2 separate regions of the Homo sapiens genome follow, and region 2 is linked to region 1. A link is an interaction called in ENCODE POLR2A ChIA-PET data of the cell type or tissue named here. Cell type or tissue: endothelial cell of umbilical vein. All regions are shown on one strand. Each heading gives the region's core, and the rest is flanking DNA. Links, peaks and the distances in the headings are about the cores only. Region 1 has its middle 42 kb from the start of LINC01985. Region 2 overlaps TGFBR2 (transforming growth factor beta receptor 2).

Region 1 (11,440 bases), core at 1,067-9,066:
ATCAAGGTTATAATACATATAAATCTTCTTGTTCATAGTTGATTTTCAATAAATATTACCCATTGTCATAAACTTCTAATGGAAACAGTACAAGAATGAAATCATAGTTCTCTTATCCATTTCCTTTGGGTGACCGTTTATGTTTTCTCTAATAAATTGCCAGAAAATCCCATTTTTAAAAAATGACAGACGGTCTGTTCTTTTGTAAATCACTGGTTATGAAGACTGAGTCAATTGGCTGCCTTACTCTTCTCTCCTCATTGTCCCAGAAAAGAGATGCCTATGTTTTCAGCCCCAGTGGATTCCCAAATCTCAGGCCCCCAACCCCCAAAAATAAAACAAAGACAAAGACATGAAATGTATAACCAAGAATGTTTAGAAATCCTTCTTTCAAAATCATTGCTAATGACTTGATAATTACTCCAAGGGTTTGTCAAGCATGCATCACATGTGTTCACATTTGGGAACTGATTATTTCAAAATCATCTTATTTTGCTTTAGTGTTTCAGCTCCTTCAGATGTCTGCTGAAGATTTACTGAAGAAATACAAATTGGTGGCATGTTGATTAGTCAATTATGTTACATACTAGCCATTCATATGAAGAGTGTGAAGGAAGAGTGTGGCAGGAAGATTTCCTCAAACAATACTCAGAAATGTGGAAGGTTTAATATAGTGATACTAAGGCCACAGTTCACTGTATCTTTGAATAGCACTCCTTAAAATACAATGCTCTCTCACATGTCATTCATGATTCCACTAGTGCTAATAATTACACTGTGATGGAGTTATTATCAGCACTGTCTTAAAGGTCAATAACTGAGCCACCAGAAATCTCATATGCATGTTATCTAATGAGTGGCAGATCCTGCACTTAAACTCATGTAAAGTTAAAACATGCATACTCACTAAGAACCAGGGGCTTTTCATATGATATTTATTCCTCAAGGCAACCATACAAGAAGGGTGACATTTTCTTAGATTTTGGAAAACTAAGACACTTGCCCTCAATATATATCTCTTGTCTGAAAGTACTTAGGTAAAAGGAGCATTCGGCGAACGGATGGATAACAAGGTATCTCACCTAATCAAATAAAGAGTGAAAAAGTTAAATATATCAAATATAGGAGTGGAGTTGAGCCCCATGAAGAGCTGAGTATAGGAACTTGAATAATGCCAAGATGTTCTCTGGCTCATTTCCACATCTTATTCTGATAACTTCATTTTCTCTCAGTGAGGTTAGGCTTTCTCCATGTGGTGGGTGTCAGTATCCCTAAGTCTCCTATGCCTCAGCTTCACCACTAAAAATGAGAACCTTTATTTTTTTCCCCTCAGATCCTTTAGTAAAAATCTAGGCGAATAACCTATTTGCTCAATTTGGTATAGGTGCCTAATAATGGACAAATTAATTGTGATCAGTGGGACAGGGCCATCTGGGAACATAGTGAGTTACTCTATCTATGACCACATCATTGGAGTGGGTAAAGGAAGGGGTGTTCTATTCTGAGAAGAATGGGAAAACTCTAGGTAGGTAAAACAACAAATATCTGTCTCAAGACTGTAATGTATCAGCCTGATCTTCTGCCTTATGGATCATAAGCCTCTTGAATCACAATTCCCATATTTATCAAAGGTGGATGAAGCCTGTTATTTAAAGAAAGTAAAGGTAAGGGGGAAAGGGGAAGGGGAGCAAGAGAGCTGGGTCATGTTACATGTACGGCCATCTATATGTTTACAACAATTTATTTTATGGAAGAGGAAACTGAGGCTCAGAAAAGTAACTTGTACAGAATTATAGAGCTATTAAGTGACAGAAGCAAGATCTGAACCCAAGTTGACTGTCTCCAGAGCCCATATCCATAACCACTAGCCCCAAAAACCTCTCAACAAAAATGGAGAACAAGAAACCACTAGACAGAACAGGGAAGAGAAGCTGTTTTTTCAAGGCCATCCAGAGACTGATGTGCAATGGCCAAGCAACAGGGATTATAGAGGGCTCTGCTCTTGGCCAACTGTGTGATCTTGCACAAGTGCTTGACCTCCCTTAGCCTGTTTCCTCATTATCAAGAAAACAGATGGGACAGGCTCAAACATTCCTAGAGTCTGTTATGCCATACAGTCAACTGCATCAAAAACCCCAGGGAGGTGGCTTCGATTCCTATTCTTTTTCTAAAACATAGTCCTTCTAGGTGAACTGGAGACTATGTGCTGAGATTCTTCCCAGGTTTGCCTCCCCAGCTGCATGTGGCACACACGAGGCATGGTTAGATGATCTATTTTCTATGTATGTTTGTAGCCAGTTGTTCAGCTCCACTGTGATAAAATCATGAATCATTGTTACTGGATCTCAGTGAAGCAAATATGATGAGGCAGGAAAAATTTCTCAGAACACATACCCCAGAGAGACTACAAATGAACCATTGCGTTATTGTCTTTTTTCAAATCATGAGATCATTCTGATTCTTTCACACTTTTTCATGACACACACTCTTTCATTCCCCAACTTATACACACCCCAAGTTCGGTCCTTGTCTTCCTACCCAAACTCTTAACTCAGGACAAACTTTGACTCAAATGCAGACCCTAATGTGTGATACCTAGCCCATCTAGCCAGTAAGGTGAGGGCCAGAGCTGGCTACAAAAAGACAATCTTAATGAATCCTCTGCTGAATAGGAAATGTGCTCTGTTTGTGAAGCTAATTAACTGAATTCATTTAATTGAAAGATGGTGCGAGAATTCTGTTTTCTTTCAGAAAAGGCTGAAGGAATTGAAGAGAAAAATCCTCACCCAATAGCATGCCCCTGACTATATGTCACTGGGAAGTCACAGCAAATGCTCTGAAGGTACTGAATATATGTTTCCAATTGCTTTTTAGCTTTGTAATTACAAGGATCTAAAAAACCTTGATTTGACTTTTTAATAACTTATGGTGAAACCCCATTGCCAGCACAAGCAAAGCAATTTCCACTATGCCTGTGGGACAGAATAGATCATGAAAGAGTAGTAGGATGGGAAAGTGGTTTATTTCCTCTCTTCTCCAGTATTCTATTTTGTCACTCATTTTCATTTCCTATTTTTAAATGCTAGCTAGTGAGCATCCAATTCTGTGTGCAGGGATTGTTTTCTGATTTCAAAGCCCTACAAGGCCAAACTCAAACAGGAACGGGGACTTATTTCAGCTAAGCTCTGGAGAGCATGGAAATGCAAGAGATTTTTGTTTTCCTCATTGCATGTGTATTATTTATCATTCTCTGCTATTTCAGTGAATTTTAAGGACAAGGTAATGTGTTGATTCTGTCTTTCACCATTACTCAAATACCATTCAGGGGTGTTAATTTTGTTTCTTTTTTAATTATCTTTGTGTAGGGTTTGTTTTTGCTGCTGTTGTTTCTTGTTTGCTTGCTTATTTGTTTGTTTGTTTTTCTAATTTAATCCTCCCGAAGTTTTTTTTTTAAATGATAGCTCAAGTTTGTTTGTATTCACCTAAAAATAATCTAGAGCCCTTCAATAACTTCTTGGTCTACTACTGACAGTTTACTTCAAGAGGCAGCATATACAATGAACTTTCAGTCCTGACACCCAAAACACTCATAGCTAATAATGAAACCCATGAGGTCTGCAGGGAGAGAAAAGCTATTGGGTTTGTTCCCAGTTTTTCTCACTCAGAGTTGTCCCACTTTCCTATGTTGGGGCTCTCTGGAATACAATTCAGAAGTTTGGAAGACATGTCTTTCAATCCCTAAATGGAGCATTGAACTCAACCCAGCCCAGCTTAAGCCACAAAGAGCTTCAACCTTCAGCAGCTGTGGGTTTCCCCTGCTCTTATACCAAGGTGCTGTGAGCAATCAGCCAGCTATTCTACCTCCAGACCTGGGTGGAACTGAGAACAAAAGAAGTGCTTAACAGGGCTGTGCCGCCAACATGCCAAACGCCCAAACTTCCCCCAATACATGGCCATTACACGCTTCTATTCTCAGGAGAAGATAATATAAACCAAATACTACATGAACATCACCCGAAAAGATGCAAAGTCCAGATCAAGGGTAGGAATGCTCATGAGAGCAACAATCATAGAGGATAACAGAGGTCATACCTGATGTCATCTGAGAGGAGAGATGTTACTCCTATTCTTACTACGGTCCATTCAAGGGCATTTTGATGGGTATATACCTGATATAATGCAGAAGCATGAAAGGAGCCCCACATGCAGCAAAATTGAAAAGAAAGAGAGGAAAAAGAAAAGGAGAAAAAGAAACAGGAAAATTGGAAGGGGTGGACAATCCCACTTACCCAGGTAATAATTTAGGACCTTTATAATTCCACTGGAAATGTATTCCTTCTGATTTTCAGTCTCCTTGGAGAGGTGAGCCTAAGGCCTCTTGCGGAAGGTGTTAATGACTGACTCTTGTGAAAGTTTTTAATGATTGGAAGCAATGTTAGGAGTTTCCTGGGCTTTTGTGGAGAGCAGGGCCAGGACTGGCGTGAGGCAAGCCAGGTGCTTAGGGAGTAAAATTGAGTAAAAAGTTAAAATTTAAGCAATTGTTCTCAGGTGCTTCCAAGAAGAGAGAATGAAAACAACTGAAACAGGAATATCCAAAATAGTGGTTTTTAGAAAATAAGCTGTAACACCAAGAAGGAAAAGAAAGATGAGAAAAATGAAGTGATTTGCCTAACACATGTAGCAAACTGAAAGAAAAGATCTTGTAAAACACAGATCTCCTGACTTCCAGTCTGGAAAGATTTACTTTACTTGTTTTTGTGTTCTTTTGGATACATAAGTATTTTGTTTTATGCTAGTTATTATAGTAATGTTTTATTATTTCTGTATCTTTTCTGTTATTTTGACATAATTGAAGTAGCTATGGCGTTGGGTAGGATGGATTGGATTCCAGTTTTACCTTATAAATTTATGTGACTTAAAAAAAATTATTTACCACACCTGAGTCACCATTCCTTATCTGCAAATGAGGATGCTGCTAGAATTAAGTGAGATAACAACTTATATGAGTTTATTCAGGCACTCATTCAGCAAAGTGCATTAGTCCCTATGCCAGATCCTGTGCCCAACACTGTGGATAAGGTAGTGTACAAAACAGGGCCATAAATTTCTGTCTAGTGAAGAAAACAAATAAGATTTTTTGACTACGAGTGCTAGAATTAGTTGGTATAAGAAATTATTTCTCCTTTCTGCAAAGGTTTTAATTTTTTCCCAGTGGATTAACTCAGCTCACCAGACAGACATTAGACTTTATTAAATGGATAATACACATTTCATAAATTCCCTTACACAAAAGACTACAGTGAGTCATGCTTTCAAAAGTGCTTGAAGATAGATTTATGCCACATGACAGTCATAATGGTTCATTTGGAGCAGTTACACAGTCTGTTGGGTAAATAATGCAAGTTGTAGAAATCACATCAAAGCTGTGTTTACACAATAGACCATGACTACTCCAGAGGAGCCCAAACAATCTCATACAAGAGCGTTTTATAAATGATGTAAATATTGTACAAGTTTAAGTTAATCAAATGAAGCAGCCCCAAAGGAGGACAGGTTTGTCAGGGAGACCTGAAGGAGATAAAATAAATGAAATACCTGCCTTTGGTAAAAGTTTATATTAAATAAGTCTCCCGATTTGCAAATAACTGGACACAATTAAATTCCCTTAACAGCTACACCAAAAATTGGGAGTTGGGGGAGCAGGCCAACAGAGTCAGATATCTTTCAAAAAATATAAGGGTGCTTTGCAGAAACCAGAAGTCATAATGTAGCTAGATTTTAAAGAGGAACTGAGATTAGGAGAGGGAATTCTGCAAAAACCCAAAAAACTTTCTTTTTCTTTCTTTCCCTGAAAACTTCATTCTACTTTCTCTGTAAATTGGCTTTCTCTGCTTCCTTGTCCCTGTGGCCTCTTAGCTTCTAAGAGTCCCTGTTACTGTCCCAGACACATATAGGGATGGATACCCTGCCTTTCGGTGTTACTTCCATCTGCCTAGAAAGAAGATTATCATTGGCCCACTTTGTGTCAGATACCCCCACACCACAACTCCTTCCCCACATAAGTTATGGGAAAGGATGGGGACGTACAGAGCGATTATAGCTGACTGGAGCACATAGCTATATGCAAGGAAGTAGTTCTCAGGAAGGAAAACGGCTTGAGGACTGAAGAGACAGCCAAAATAAGTAGCTACCAGAAACTGTAACTTTGATAAGACTCAGAGGCAGAGGAACACACTTGGGAATAGACCTCAGTAGATACAGAGCTGCTATGGAGACATCCCATTCCTTTCCACATCCAAGAGATAGTTTAATAAATCTGCTGGGATGCTTTTTGTTTTATGATGACTCAATTTACCTTATAATTGTTTTATTCTAATTAATCATTCATGTCTTGGCAGAATGCAGTACAAACTAACAAATAATAAACCCAAAAAACAAAAATTCTAAACATGAGAAGAGCAGGTTGTATTATTTTTTTTTTTTTTGGTGTTTTTCTTTGTGCTGTGTACATACAAAAGCAGCTTAGTTAGTTTTTACAGATTTCCATGCTTTAACTTTGGAGGCTAGAGCAGAAAACTGTGAATATACCAGCCATTTTATCAATATAATAGGATTAATATGGGCTTATCATTACAAACTTAAGCTCATCATTTATAAAACTTATTAGCATAACCCCAAATAGCTTAGTACATGTGACTTTGGTTAGTTCCTGATTTCCCCTGGAGAATTATTACAGATGATATTAAAAGTAACAGTGTTGAGATGGTTCTTTTTGAATTTACAGCACACATACTTGCTACCATCCTCCAAATTTGATAGTGGCCCTCACTCTTGGGACGCTCAAAACTACTTCTTTCTTTTCTTTGCCTCTATCCTTCATTTTCACTTTCATTTCCAATGACTGTCACAACCCAAGATAAAAACTTATTTATCAGCTGATTAGTTGAGCTTGGACAGGACACTTTATTTGCCTTATCAAATGGTCCAATATACATGTAAGTAGATTAGGAGGCATTTTTGTTTAGGCTACTCCTTGTCTACACTACTTCCTGCCCTACCATCAAGGACTTAATTCTGTGTCAGAAATGCCAATCCAAGTTGTGATTATATATTTTTAAGCTTATTGGGTTTTTTCCTTTATAGAAAATAAAAGAAAGTTTAAGAAAGAAAAAATGCTAATTCTACCAGTCAGAGATGATCAAAGTTAACATTTTGGTTTATTTCCTCTCAGGTATACTTATTGATAAACTCATTTTAGTTGAGCTCATATTATATCTGAAATATCTTCAGGAATATTTTAAGGGCTTCAATACACTATTTCTTATGTATGCTTTATCATTTCCCTAATTACATTCTTTAAAAAAATTAGCATATTTCTCCATTGGGAGAACTATAAAAAAGTACTATAAACTGGGTAGCTTATAAACAACTTAATTCTCACAGCTCTGGAAACTGGGAAGTCCAAGATCAAGATGCTGACAGATTCAGTGTCTGGTGAGGGCCTGCTTTCTGATTCATAGAAGATGCCTTCTTACTGTGCCCTTATACAGTGGAAGAGATAAAGGATCTATCGGCAATATATTTTGTAAGGGCACTAATCCCATTCATAAGGCCTCCACCTTCATGACCTAATCACCTCCCAAAGGCCCTGTTTCCTAGCACTGTCATCTTTGGGTTAGGATTTCAACATACAAATTTTGGGGACACAAACCTTAAGACCATAGTATTTAGGTTACCTGCTGTTATGGTTTGGCTGTGTCCTCACAGAAAAATCTCATCTTGAATTGTAATCTGAATTATAATCCCCAGGTGTTGGGGGAGGGACCTCATGGGATGTAATTGAATCATGTGGGCAGTTTCCCCATGTTTTTCTTGTGATAGTGTGTAAATTCTCATGAAATCTGATGGTTTTGTAAGGGGCTTTGCACTTCGCTTGGCTCTCATTCTCTCTCCTGCCAGCCTGTGAAGAGGTGCCTTTCACCATGAGTGTAAGTTTCATGAGGCCTCCCCAGCAATGCAGAACTGTGAGTGAAGTAAACCTCTTTCCTTTATAAATTACCCAGTCTTGGGCAGTTCTTTCTGGCAGCATGAGAGTAGACTAATATAGTAAATTTGTACCAGGAGAGAGTGGGGTGCTGCGGTAAAGACACCTGAAAATGTGGAAGTGACTTTGTAACTGGGTAACAGGCAGAGGTTGGAACAGTTTGTAAGGTTCAGAAGAAGACAGGAAAATGTGTGAAAGTTTAAAACTTCCTAGAGACTTGGAGTGCTCAGAAAACAGGAAGATATGAGAAAATTTGGAATGTCCTAGAAATTTGTTTAAATGGCTTTAACCAAAATGCTGATAGTGATACGGACAATAAAGTCCAGGCTGAAGTGGTTTCAGACGGAGATGAGGAAATTGTTGGGAACTGGAGTAAAGGTCACTCTTACTATGCAAAGAGACTGGTGGCATTCTGCCTCTGCCCTAGAGATCTGTGGAACTTTGAACTTGAGAGAGATGATTTAGGGTATCTGGCAGAAGAAATTTCTAAGCAGCAAAGCATTCAAGAGGAAGCAGAGCATTAAAGTTTGGAAAACTTGAAGCCTGATGATGTGATAGAAAAGAAAACCCCATTTTCTGGGGAGAAATTCAAACTGGCTGCATAAATTTGCGTAAGTAATGAGGAGCCAAATGTTAATCACCAAGACAATGGGGAAAATGTCTCCAGGGCATGTCAGAGACCTTTACAGCAGCCCCTCCTATCACAGGCCTGGAGGCCTATGAGGAAAAAATGGTTTTATGGGCAAGGCCCAGGGCCCCCCTGCTCCATGCAGCCTCAGGACATGGTGCCCTGCATCCCAGCTGCTTCAGCTCCAGCTGTGGCTAAAAGGGGCTGATGTACAGCTCAGGACATTGCTTCAGAGGTCATAATCCCCAAGCCTTGGCAACTTACACACAGTGGTGGGCCTGACAAGAATTGAGGTTTGGGAACCTCTGCCTGGATTTCAGAAGTTTTATAGAAATGCCTGGATGTCCAGGCAGAAATCTTCTGCAAGGGCAGAACCCTCCTGGAGAACCTCTGCTAGTGCAATGTGGAAGGGAAATATGGGGTTGAAGCCCCCAAAAGAGAGTCCTCACTGGGGCACTGACTAATGGAGCTGTGAAAAGAGGGCCACCATCCTGAAGACCCCAGAATTGTAGACCCACTGATAGCTTGCACTGTGTTCCTGAAAAGCCACAGATGTTCAACATCAGCTGTAAAAGCAGCCAGGAGGGGAGCTGTACCTTGCAAAGCCACAAGGATGGAGCTTCCCAAAGGCTGTGGAAGCCCACCTCTTGCATCAGCATGATCTGGATATGAGACAGTGAGTCTAAGAAGATCATTTTGGAAGTTTAAGATTTAAGGACTGTCTTATTGTATTTTGGACTTGCATGGGGCCTGTAGCCCCTTTGTTTTGGCCAATTTCTCCCATTTGGAACAGGTGTATTTAACCATTGCCTGTAACCCCATTGTATCTAGGAAGTAACTACATTCTTTTGATTTTACAAGCTCATAGGCAGAAGGGACTTTCCTTGTCTCAGATGAAGCACTTTGGACTTGGACTTTTGGGTTAATGCTGGAATGAGTTAAGACTTAAGGCGACTGTTGGAAGGCCATGATTGTGTTTTGAAATGTGAGGACATGGGATTTGGAAGGGTCTGGGGGTGGAATAATATGATTTGACTGTGTCTCTACCCAGAAATCTCATCTTGAATTGTAATCTGAATTATAATCCCCACATACTGGGAGAGGGACCTCATGGAAGGTAATTGAATCATGGAGGCAGTTCCCCCATGCTATTCTTGTGATAGTAAGTTCTCACAAGATCTGAAGGTTTTATAAGGGGCTTCCCCCTTCACTCGACTCTCATTCTGTCTCCTGTCACCCTGTGAAGAGGTTTGGCTATGACTCTAGGTTTGGCAGAAAACTGGAAGTTTTCTGAGGCCTCTACAAACATGTAGAACTAGGGAGTCAATTAAACCTCTTTCCTTTATTAATTAACCAGTCTCTGGCAGTTCTTTATAGCAGTGTGAGAAAGGACTAATACACCTGCAATTATTTAATTATATGTTACTAAATTATTCTTTATAAATATGACAAAAATTAATATTCCCACAGTTTCATGTAAGTGTTCCATGGGACAGAGAAACCCTTTTAAGAATACTGAGTATTGAATTTTTTGAATGATTACAAACTTTGTAAATAAAATGTTATGTCCTTAATTTGTTCTTTATTTTAATTTAACTTTTTTAAATATTATATTTCATGCATTTATTCATAATTTTTTTTGAGACGGAGTTTCAAAAACTCCGTCTTGTCACCCGGGCTGGAGTGTATTGACACGATCTTGGCTCACTGCAACCTCTGCCTCCTGGGTTCAAGCAATTTTCCTGCCTCAGCCTCCTGAGTAGTTGGGATTACAGGTGCCTGTCACCACACTTGGCTAATTTTTTTTTTCGTTAGTAGAGATGGGCTTTCACCATGTTGGGCAGGCTGGTCTCAAACTCCTGACCTTGTGATCCACCTGCCTCAGCCTCCCAAAGTGCTGAGATTACAGGCATGAGCCACCATGCCTGGCCATTTATTTCCTCTTATATCCATATACAATTCATATATTTTGATCATTTATATATTTTTTTATTTCTTTTTATTTTTTTTAGACAGAGTCCCACTCTGTTGCCCAGGCTGGAGCGCAGTGGTGTGCTCTCAGCTCATTGCAACCTCCACCTCCCGGGCTCAAGCGATTCTCCTGCCTCAGCCTCCCAAGTAGCTGGGATTACAGGTGCGCACCACCAGACTCAGCTAATTTTTTATATTTTTAGTGGAGACAGGGTTTTACCATGTTGGCCAGGATGGTCTCCATGTCCTGACCTTGTGATCCACCCACCTCGGCCTCCCAAAGTACTGGGATTACAGGTGTGAGCCACCACACTCGGTCTATTTATATATATATATATATATATATATTTAATTCACTACTTGTTTAAGTTGCTTACAAAGTCTGTCATTTTAAATAAATGATTTCTTCAAGTTTAACTTTTGCCTCTTAAAGTCAAGTAATTTTTTTTTGGCACAAGAAATACTTGGGCATTTATATAATCAAATCTATCAATATTTACCTTTGTAATTTTTTTCATTTATTCCAGGAACACAGAGTTCTTGGCATGCAAAGATTTAAAAATGTACTTCCATATTTTACTCTAGTCTTAATATATTTTCAGGTTTTTTTTTTACATTTAACTATTTGACATATGTGATACATGTTGTACAAATTTATTTTCCTCCCTTAATAGTAGGGCCAAGTTTCACTGCATCCATTGTTAAACTGACATTTCCCAAAATTTATGCCTTAGAACACTCAATTTACAAGTTCCTTCTTTTAAAACAAAAAAAAATTTGTTTTAATTTTTGTGGTC
Region 2 (11,440 bases), core at 2,373-10,372, 190 kb after region 1:
GGCTTCTTGGGGAAATGATTAGTTCTTGCATGTAAGAAATGAAAAGAGTAAATGGTGTTTTGGTAGCTCTGGGGGATTTTAGGTATGCTGCCTTGGAACTGTGCACTCACGCCTCAAAATAGCTGGCTTTCCAGCTGTGCATTTTTGTTTCAAAAGAAACAAACCAGATTTACTTTCTGGTCTAAATGCAGAAGAAAAAATAAGTGTGGAAATATGGTTGAGAAAAGTTGTTAGAAGAGGAAGAAAATTATGGATTAAAGTTGCTAGTCTCATTCCTGAGAAGAGAAATCAGTTATTTGAGGTGATGACTCAGAGCTGAAGCAGCTTTTTGTTGTGAACCAGCCTTGGTTAGAAAGCACACTTGGAATTCATCAATATGGCCCTATGTCTGGCCAAGGAAATAATAAAGATTTTGCATGATAGAGGACACTGTGACTCAGTTGAAGGAAGCTTAGAATGTATTTGAACTGAATTAAGGCAAAAGCAACTCGCTTTTCAAGATTTTTTTTTTTCCTAAGTAGCAAAGTAAACAAAGCTGCACTGAGGCCAGATGTGCTTTCTGGTTGTGAATATTTGTACTCTAGAACCTCATTCTGGTATGAATCAGCAGAGTGGAATCTAGTATGGACACAGGCTGTCTCAAATTCCATCCACTGGATATGAGTGGCCAAGAAAGCAGTCGGACCCATACTGCTGGTGCTGTAGCAAGGTTCGGGTGGTTCCTCTGCAGCCTCAGGTCTCTCCCACTGCGGCCTCCATGTGTTCCATAAACTCCACACCCATGAGTAATGGCAAGAAGGGTCCACTGAGACCTTTTGCTGCTTTGCGAGTGTCTCAGTGTCCCACCAGGGGAAAAAAAAGGCTCAGGGAGGTGGCTAACCACTGTGAAATTGACTTTTATTTCCACCCACGTATACTCCAGAGGCTGTATTCACCACCATTTGGACATCTGGATGACTTGCCTTTGGAAAGTCCTTTTGTATTCTAAATCGCTCCTGCATGTTACCTGTTGTGGAAAATATCAATTTTGCCATTACAAATTATGCTTTTTTTTAAAAACATGTTAACTTTTAGAGAAATAATTTATATTTGCTTATCTACTTTTAAAAATATACATATATATGCCTTTTGTTGCCTAATTAGAGGATATAGTTGGTTCCAATGTCAAGAACAATTTCTCTGAAATGTAGTCATTAAAATTATTCCCATGTCTTTCATTTTCCAGGCCCCATCCTATTCGAAATACCTGTTTCTTCCACCAGGCTGATGTAGTTATGCTTAGGCTTGGCTGCACATTGGAAACACCTGAGTAGCTTTAAAAACTACTCATTAACTGGGTCTTACTCCTGCAGTTTCTGACTTAATTGGTCTGGGGCCTGGTATCAGGAATTATTTTTTAATTCTTCAAGATATTTTAATATGCAGCCCACATTGGGAACCACTGGACTCAAGACAGTTTGTTCTGCCAAATCTTTTTATATTTTTCGTCACGTTCCCCCTGTAGCCTGGAAAGGGACGGTAACAATTAAAGAATGGCAGCTACCACAGGAAGGAGCCAAAATTATGCCTTCGAAGGTTAGAGGAGGAGAAAAACCAACACCTGTTTTACCCCATCCTTGGAGGAATAGCAAGACACTTTAAGAGGGGATATTATTTTGTTTTCTACAACAATTTACAAGCAATTGCTTTGGAACAAGGTCAACGGCCTCATTGGGAATAGGCATCTTAGCTTTTAAAACTGATTAAATTATACGTTAAAGGAAAGCACATTTTAAACCTTAATGTGTCCAAAAGGTTGGATGGCAAGGTTTGGGTGCTACTGCCTTGGCAGAGACAAGGCAGGGACCAGGGAGGCTGTGTGCATGATTTTAGGAGGTGAGAAACTCAGGTGGGAAGGAATTGCAGAAGCCTGTGGTTCACCTGGAAAGCCAGGGAGAGAGAGAGGATGTATTCTGGTGACCTAACAGGTATTGTGAATAATGAATATGCTTTTCCAAAGCGATCTGGTCTCCCTGTTGGAGAGCATCCTGAAATAACTTAAGAAATGTACCTTGCTTTCAGGTTTCCTGAGAACATGAGGGCCCCTAGACAGAGTACAAGGTGTAATTCAGACAGCCAGCCAGAAAAAGAATTAAAGAATCAGGGCAGGTGTGGGGATCCTAACAAAACCTAAGCTTTTAGTAGTCAGAAAACTGCAATAACACAGAAAAGAAAATGAAAAAAAATCTTGTTCCAAAGAACATATATCAGGTGTGAAACTCTCTTTGTGGGAGGACAGATGTGTCATCATTTCCTGGACAAAGCCTGGTACCTTGTAGGCACCCTCCTAATGTTGGTTGCCCTCCTTTTAAAGTCAGAGCAAGAGAAGTAGCAGGAATCTATATCCTAAGGAGGAACATAAAGGGTGAAAAGCACAGTGGAAGGGATGCCTAAAAGAGCAAAGGCTGAATCAGGGTTTTAATGGCCTGAAATGACCAATTTTCTAAAACTTGACAGGTAGATGTAAAATCAGACATATAGGTTCAAACAATCGATTGCAAAGGAGCACTTGTCAAAACACTGGCTGGGAATCTGCTCATGTGATGAAGACCCCAGGGTTTAGAGGTGAGTTAAGGTCATTTTGAAATCAGGATGATCTGGCTGAAAGAATCAAAACAAAACAGAAAGAACAAACCATCAGGAGCCTTAAACTCCACTTGGTGGAAGAGGAGGTGAGAGTCCTGCTGTAATCTTTGCTACACAAGTTATATTCCAAGTATTATATCTGTGTCTATCAAAACACATGATGAAGAATCTTAAATAGCAAGCGTGGTTTCAGAGAACAGATCACTTTACCCTTAGAAAAAAGGTCCTGGCATTTATTGGGCGCTATATGCTGGGCAGGCTGATTTTAGGGTCTGATAAATCTGTCAGACTTTAGAGTCTCATCAATGTATCTCTTGAAAAGTAACCGAGGAAAACATGGCTGTTCAACCTGAAAATGAAATGATCTAGGGGTTGTGAGTTTCATATCCAGCAGGAGTTTAATAGTTCTCATCCCATAGAAAACGGATTCATTTTGTTACTTTTTGCTTTAGAGAACAGCAGAAGGACCAATAATAGAAGCACACAGAGGCTACATTTGACTTAATGTAAAGAATAATTTTAAACATATCCCAATATTTAGACTTTATCCCAATATATCTGCAGTTAGAAATATTGTGATTTGATTATGGAATGATAACAAAGGAATGATGTCCTTCTACCATAACATTTTCAGGCAGAGGTTTCACCTCTACCTCTCATGGGTATTCTAGAAAGAGATTATCATACTGGATTAGAATACATGCAAGGCTTTTCCATCTGGGAGAGAGATAAGAAGGAAATAATACAAAGGAGACTGTGCCATGGGATAGGAGAGGTGGCGAATAGCTTTGTTCTGAAATATGTGCAGTTGGAATAAAACAACCACATTGATTGGAGAGAAGACTTCTTTCATCATTTGAGGAAAAAATACTCTCAAAATATATCCAGAATGTCAAACAGTGCTATCAATAGCTAGAAGTTAAATTAAATCCTTCATTGCTAGTGAGCTTACTGTCCTTTTGTTGTTTAATTGAAATGACTTTTTATTGTTTGCCTAAATTGGTGTGCTTTTTACTAGGATGATGGATGGGGAAGCATATCTCATTCTACACTCCTCCACCAGTTAATTGACTAGAAAATTATCATGGGCCATTTTCTCATTGGCTAGTGCTGAATACAGCTGTACCAGAGCTTTGCAAACAATTCCACTAAGAAATTTTTTGTAGGAGGAAAGCATCTCTATGGCAGAGTACCAAAGAACTTAACTTTATTTTTGCTAAACTGTTTAGCAAGAATAAAATTTACCTCTGAAACTTGAATGTGTAAATGAATCACTGAGAGAACTTTTAAATGTAGATTCTGATTCAGTTAGTTGAGGACAGCGCTAAGACTCTGCATTTCCAGTAAGTTCCCAGGGGATGCTGATGACTGCTGGTCTGCGGGCACACTTAGAATAACGAGGTGACAAGTTATTCTTTATGTAACATGCCAACAAAATTTTTAAAGGTACAGAAAATGATGGCAAGATCTTTGAACTCTGCAATATGAAGCATATATGTGAGTGCTTAGCTTTCACTCTCTTTCTGTGTGTGTGTGTGTGTATACAGATACTAAGACACAGATACATTCACATATATACATCTAAATATATATACAGTACAGTCCATATTCAGATTTCTTCAAGGTTAATGGGTCTATTGTTTAAATTCGGAATCCAGTCAAGGACAACACATTAAAATTGATTGTTTTGCCTCTACAGTGTGTTTTTTTGGTTTTCATGACATTGACTTTGATTTGAATAGGTCAGACCATTTCATGTACTTTATAAAGGCACTTTGTAGATTTGTCTGATGATTTGATTAATTCAGATTAAACATTTTTTAAAGATTCTGGTGTTTTTATTGTAGGAAGTTTTTTTAAAACAGTAATTCTGCAAAAAAGCAAGGTTTGCCATTTGTATTCAGTCATATTAGTAGCAAGACGACTACAGATGCATACTTGGATGATAAAACAAGTTTAAAAGCTCAAGAAAATGATAACTATAAAAGCCAGGAATAGTGATTACTTTTTAGAGGAAGGGAGGGATCTCCGATTGAGTTGGGGAACATGAACAGACTTCTGGGGTGGCCAGCAAAATTATATTTTCTGACCTGACCAGTGGTTACAAGAGTGTTGATCTTATAGTAATTCACTAAGCCAGACACTTGTTTTATGCACTTTTCTGTATCTGTGTTTTATTTTGGAATGAATTCTTTTTCACAAGAGAGAAATCAGAGTAATTTCTCTAGTTTTGAGGGCCATACTGTGCTCTTGGGCCAAGTATATTATTTTAAATACCCTTAGGAGAAAGGAAAGAGGAAGAGAGGGCTAACTTTTTTGGGGGGGGGAGTTGGGGGGGCAGGGGGAGATGTTCTCGTTCTGTTGCCCAGGCTAAAATGCAGTGGCACCATTATAGCTCACTGCAGTCTTGAACTTCTGGGCTCGTGATCCTCCTGCCTCAGCCTTTTAAGTAGCTCAGATTACATGCCCACACCACCACATCCAGCTAATTTTTTTTTTTTTTTATACAGACAGGGTCTCAATATATTGCCCAGGCTGGTGTCAAACTCCTGGGCTCAAGTGATCCTCCCACCTCAGCCTCACGAAGTGCTGGGATTACAGGTGTGAGGCACCATATCTTCCCCCCATTTTTTTTTAATCATCTGAGTGGCTTCAAAGCTTTTGTTCTTTCCATACCACCAAGCTATCTCCTTAACAATGAACTGTGAGATCCATTTAATAATTCTGAAAATTTCCAGTCACTTCTGTCACTCATAGAGGCCAGACTTAGTTGCAAATAAGGAGCCATTTGCAAATGTCAGAGTCTTGTTACATAAATATTTTTTTAAAGACAAATGTCAAATTCTTTTTTTTTCTGTCTTCCAAAGATAAATGTTAGTATGCCATAAAAAAAAATACAAACTGGCAGAAAACCTCAAGGGGAAATCCTGTGGTATACTTTCCTTTGGAGTGATTGAAAAGTAAACAATTTGTCTTATAACTTGAGTATGCATGTGCGCACACACATGCACACGCGCGTGCGCGCACACACACGTTGCTCTCAGCCTCTTTTATGTCCTTTGTTATGCCGACACCAGTTCCTAAAAGGAACTTAAAACTGAACCTCCCTAATCCACTATTTTAAATAAAAGTCACTTGGTTAAAAAAATAAAAGCATTAAATTAAGGCCAACTTGGTAAATAAAATCCTATGTGGATCAGTTAATGTGTCTTGATAAAAAGCAAATCAACATAGCTGAATTTGGGAGATAGGCTCCTACTTTAATATTTGAAGTAGTTTGGCAATTCCTCCACTCGGTAAAGGAGTTTAGGGTGAACATTTAGTGGGATACTAATTTATCCGAGCAATAGAAAGGGACGTGGATGACAGTTTTTCGCACACCTTGGTGTATTAGTGCACTAATGAGCCTCAGATGCCAAGAGAGATTCTTGTGAAGTTGGCAGTGAAGCTCTAGCCGCAAGGATGTTCACATGCCAGCATGTTCACCTAAAGCGAGAGTATATATGCAACTGGCTGAGATCCAAAGAAGGAAACTGTGCTAAAGAGAGATAGCTGAGGGGAAGGAAGAACTTCCTGTCTCAAGTCATGTTAATTATAACATTAAAAGGACAGCATTCATTTATTGAGTACTTACTAGGAACAACTTTTACTTAACAAGAATACTTATTTACTAAGTAGACAAAAATGTTGTAGAAGCAACCAAGGTTCAGTATCCTCCTCTGTAAAACGGGGGTAAGAGAATCTAACTCATACATAGGGTTATTGGAGAAATAAAGTAGATCATGTTTACAAAATAAATTGTCCGGTGCCTAACCCAACAAAGCACATCGTATATGAGTTATCTTTCTTATTGTTACAAGATTTCAAAGGAGGGCTTCTCCTCAAATTCTACACTGCGGAGCTCCCTTCCCACTCCACAGAAGCTCCGACAGCATCCACAGTTGTCCATGTGCAGCACAACAAATCAAGCCAGGCAGATCTCCCATTGGCACTAGTTACCAACTTCCTAGAGAAACCCATCAATCTCAAAATTCCTGCTCTAGCAAGTCCTGGAAAAGAGACTAGAGCCCAAATGCCTTCACTCTGCCAAGGGAGCTTCCCTTTTTGTGTGTCTGTGCCATGGACTTCTTGAAGTAGGGAAGCCTGTGGACCCCTTCTCACTGTGATGTTTTTTAAATGCATAAAATAGAACATGGAGTATTTCAAAGAAAACCAATTACATTGAAATACAATGACCAAATATTTTAAAAATGAATTTGTGTTATAGTAATATATGTTTCTATAATAATGCTTTAAATAACAATAGCAGCAGATCTAAACAATTGAAATGTCTAAATGGTGAGCGTAAGTCACATGCTGAGACGTCTGCAACAACAAACTCATAGGTACAGCTGATACTAGGAAATATTAATTTTTAATTAAAGGTTAGAGAAAATAAAAAAAGATGCAATTTTTGCCCATTCAAATTCACAGACCCACTGAACTCTATTTATGGAACCCAGGCTAAAAATGTTTACTATTATAGCCTCATTTTTTTATGGGCCTTGGATAAATTCCACCCTTATTTTTAATGCCCTTCAGAGCTATATCTGGTTCAATGTTATTACTATTCATGGAAGGTCCCAATAGTGCAACAATTATGTTTTGAGCTCTGCTAAGATCTAGGCCATGAGAATAGGCTCTGAGAAAAGAAAAAGATTTGGGGGTTCTCCTTCACATAAAACTTTTTATTTCCTGGCAGGAAAAAGATGCATATTTACAGAGACACTACTAAACTGTGGTTCTTAGTTCAGAACAAAGGAATATAATCCCCATACCCAAAATATACTCCTTTAGACACATTATACAAGAATTGCCAATGTCAGTCGGTGGATGGCTGTAAAATCACTTAGTCCAGGCTACACTAAAGAAAAACACTTTATCAAATTGGGAGCTTATATAAAGTCATTCTTCCCCTCCCCCGCAACCCCTACCCCCCCATCCCCGCCCGCACAAACACAGGGTCTTGCTCTGTTACCCAGGCTGGAATGCAGTGGCAGGATCATAGTGTGCTGCCGCCTTGAACTCCTGCCTCAAGTAAAGTAATCCTCCTGCCTCAGCCACCGTAATAGCTGGGACTACAGGAAGCACCACAGTGTCTGGCTAATTTTTTTTTTTTTTAAGTTTGTGTAGAGACAGTCTCACTATGTTGCCCAGGCTAGTCTCAAACTCCTAGGCTCAAGTGATTCTCCCGCCAAAGTGCTAGGATTTCAGGTGTGAGCCACCACACCCAGCCTAAGGTCATTGCCATTCTTAGTTGGCTCTCACCAATATGAAGTTTAGAGATCAGGTATGGGGTTGAGATCAGAAGTCTCTCCAATCAGGCAATGCTCATTGTAAATACCAGCTTTGCTGTTGCCTAAATTTATCATCTGGGAAAATTACTTAAACTGTCTGATCTTTAGCTTCCCTATCTGTAAAATGGGGTTTATAATAATAGCAGTTTCTACCTCATAGGGTTTTTCTATCAATTAAATTTAAATATTCTATAAAATCCTTAGCACACAGCCAGGAACTTAGTAAGTGTTCAGTTTATGAGTTTCTCTGTAACTGGCGGCTGATGAAAAGAAGCATTTCCTGTTGGTCTTCGACTAAAGGAGATGCTGGCTTGTACCTACACCAACAGCTGTTGGGTTTTCTAGTAGCAACCCAAGGGTTAATACTGCCAGAGGGTGTGGGTGGCTCCTGTTTAGATAAAGCCACATCCCAAAGCTTCCTTCCAGCCCTGGTTGCTATTGTTAGAGTTTTTCACCACCTCTTTGAAGTTTCAAGATTGACAGATGTTATTCAAGAATTCCTCCCCCTCAAATTTTTTAAGTGTAAGTCTTCTAAAGAAATAACAGGAAATTTTAGGAGAAAGTAAAACTTTGGTTTCTGACATTGAACTGGGGATTTCTAGAATCTTCTTCAGTCAGTGCCACACATAAACTTAAGGGGATTTCTGTTTTTGTGTTTCCTTTAGGCTAAAAAGGAATTGAAATTAGCAAATACGACTGTTTTTATAGATATTTAGGAATTGTAAAATAAAATTATCCATGATGAATCAACATTTCATCTGGACGTTTTAGTGAATTAAGGACAAAGCTAAGTAATTATGCAGTTAATATTTAAATTTTTTCAAATTGTATTTCTCATATGTGAAAAAAAATTGACTACATATTCACATTTGGCCAAAGTGAAGTCTCTCCAGATTCTGCCAATGAGGTTATTAAAATAACACCTCTAGAACAGGGGTCAGCAAAGTTTTTCTGTGAAGGGCCAGATAGTAAATATTTTAGGCTTTCTGGGCCAGATAAGATCTCTGTTGCATGAACCTCTTAGTTTTATTGTTTTTTAAACAACTCTTTAAAAATGGGGATGGAAATCATTCTTAGGTCATAGGACTATACAAAAGCAGGCCATGGACTTCTGAGCCATAGTTTGTCAAACCTTGCTGTAAAATATAAAAAATTTGAGAAGTATCATTCCACGTAAGTAATCATTCAGCTTCTAAAACAAACGTTTGTTGAATACCATAAATTGCCCCATTCTGCCCCAGGTGCTGTGTATATCATGATGATCAAAACAGACCTGGCCACTACCCTGCTTTGTCAGGAGAGAAGCAATCAGATAATCAAGTGGATTTCTGATTATAAGACATTCCATGTAGTTACAGACACAGAGACCGGAGACAAGTGGGTACTTCAAGCAAACACATTCATTGGATACCACATATAATAGAGGTGGAGTTTCAGGCAGGGAGCATTGTGGAAGTGGTAAGCCTAAGTGGAAATGCCGACTGCTGGATCGGCTGTTGTGTTTGAATTTGTGTTGTGTTCATCTGCCCCCTTAATTTTGTTTGCTGTACAACAGGGACAGTCCATACATCTCCACAAGAGCATCTTTTTTTTCTTTTGCATTCAATCATTCTGTAATTGCTTTGTCCCACCCCATTTCTGCCCTACTCTTGCCTGTTCTTTGTCCCAATCCAAGCCTCCCAGTGTAAGAATTTATGTTTTTAAGGATCAATCACCAAATTTTCTCACTTTCCCTATACTTTTAAAATGCATTCATATATCTTTCCAAAAAATGGTGATTTTTTTTTTCCCTCTTGGTTGCTGGAATTCTGATATCTTGGGGTTACTTCTCTGGTTACTAGACCCAAGATTTTCATCTAGAATATATAGTCAGTGGAAGTTGGCATTTCCACTCAGACTTACCTTAAGAACAAGTAATCATATTACACATAAACCTTAAAAATGGATATGTACCAGCTTCATTTCTCACTGTTTCGTTAGATGAAAGTTTCAGATGCTGGGCCAAGCGCAGTGGCTCACGCCTGTAATCCCAGCACTTTTGGAGGCCAAGGCGGGCAGATCACAAGGTCAGGAGTTCAAGACCAGCCTGGCCAACATGGTGAAACCCCGTCTCCACTAAAAATACAAAAAAAAAAAAAAAAAAAAAAAAAAAAAAAGCTGGGCATAGAGGCTAAGGCAGGAGAATGGCTTGAACCCAGGAGGCAAGGTTGCAGTGAGCAGAGATCGTGCCATTGCACTGCTGCCTGGGTAACAGAGCAAGACTCCATCTCGAGAAAAAAAAAAGAAAGTATCAGATGCTGAAGTAGCTATGTAGACTGGGGTATATAACCTGGGGTTCATCATCATGAGCCAGGAAAATTTAGGATATGAACACACATGAGGAGTTTAGGAGTGGAGGTTTAATAGGCAGAAGAGAAGAGAAAGAGAAACAATTCTCTCTGTAGAGAAAGGAGTCTCCAAGCGGAAAGGACGGGCCAGTGGTGAATGTGCTGGATTTTATAGTCCCGTTTGAAGAGGCGGTGTCTGATTTACATAGGGCTCACAGATTGGTTCAATCAGGTATGACGTTTACATAGTGCATGGGGAAGACTGGTCACCCCACCCTAATCTTATTATGCAAATGGGCTTTCCAGTTGATCAGCACCATCTGGTCTGTTCTTTGTTGTACACATGGCTGACAAAGAGAAGGGAAGATGGAGCTGCCATCTTGAACATGTCCTTAGTTCCTGCTGGCATTCACCCGTGCAAGCTCCCAGCTTGCCTGTCTATGTCTGAAGCTCAACTTTACAGGCTGCTCTTTGTTAGAAAATGATTTGGGGCTGCTTTTCATTAAAAAGAAACACCTTACCGAGGACTTCCATACCCTTACTATCTGCCCAAGTAATTTCTTCTTAACTCCTTTATCAGTATCATTTAGGTAATGGGTTCCCCTTGAGAGAATTTGGTTATATCCTCATTCTACCTGGACTATATTCTCATCACTTTTTTTTTTCTCTTTAAACACCTACTGTAGGTGAAAACTGACAAATGAATAATCAAAAGATCCTTTTCTGACACGGAGTTTGGTTCCATACCACCTACCCATTTTTTTCCTTTCTATTCCGCAGGTGCAGAGTGGTCAGTATGGGATAATTGCTCTTCCTTAAGTAGATCATATATTCTTTCTCCTTAACATAGCACTCTTTCCACTCATCACTGACTTTTCCCATTCTTCAGAGACCAACTTAAAGGCAGTTTTTTGCTACTGTGCCTTCCATGTTTCTCTAAGCTTTTCCACATTCCACTAATATATAGATTACATTGTACATTTAGCCCCTATCCCAGATGCCATATATTGCTTACTTGTATATATGCCCTAAGTCCTCTACTGGGTACTCTCTGAGGGCAGTGCCATGCCCATCATAGACACTCAGTAGTGATATATTTAATGAATGATTCTAGGATCTGAGCATGAGGCCTGCTCATTAATGGGTACTTTG

What was found. ChIA-PET counts read pairs that join two places held together with the same protein. Peaks named below come from ENCODE experiments on the same cell type or tissue, not always from the same donor. Only the 100,000 strongest peaks of a DNase experiment are listed, where the experiment ranks them.
Region 2: POLR2A ChIA-PET joins it to region 1 with 5 read pairs; 1 of 35 experiments calls an interaction of 5 or more read pairs at or near these places.

What each region holds. Positions count from the first base shown.
Region 1 is chr3:30,471,531-30,482,970 of GRCh38, forward strand. No RefSeq gene overlaps it. Among named protein-coding and RNA genes, the nearest start is that of LINC01985, 42 kb to the right of the region's middle. In endothelial cell of umbilical vein, for the core only: no CTCF peak of the experiment used is centred there; a DNase peak (open chromatin) is centred at 5,361; H3K27ac peaks cover 319 bases.
Region 2 is chr3:30,659,036-30,670,475 of GRCh38, forward strand. The region is part of intron 3 of TGFBR2 (transforming growth factor beta receptor 2); the gene reads left to right. Among named protein-coding and RNA genes, the nearest start is that of TGFBR2, 58 kb to the left of the region's middle. In endothelial cell of umbilical vein, for the core only: no CTCF peak of the experiment used is centred there; DNase peaks (open chromatin) are centred at 5,576, 6,146 and 8,326; H3K27ac peaks cover 6,225 bases.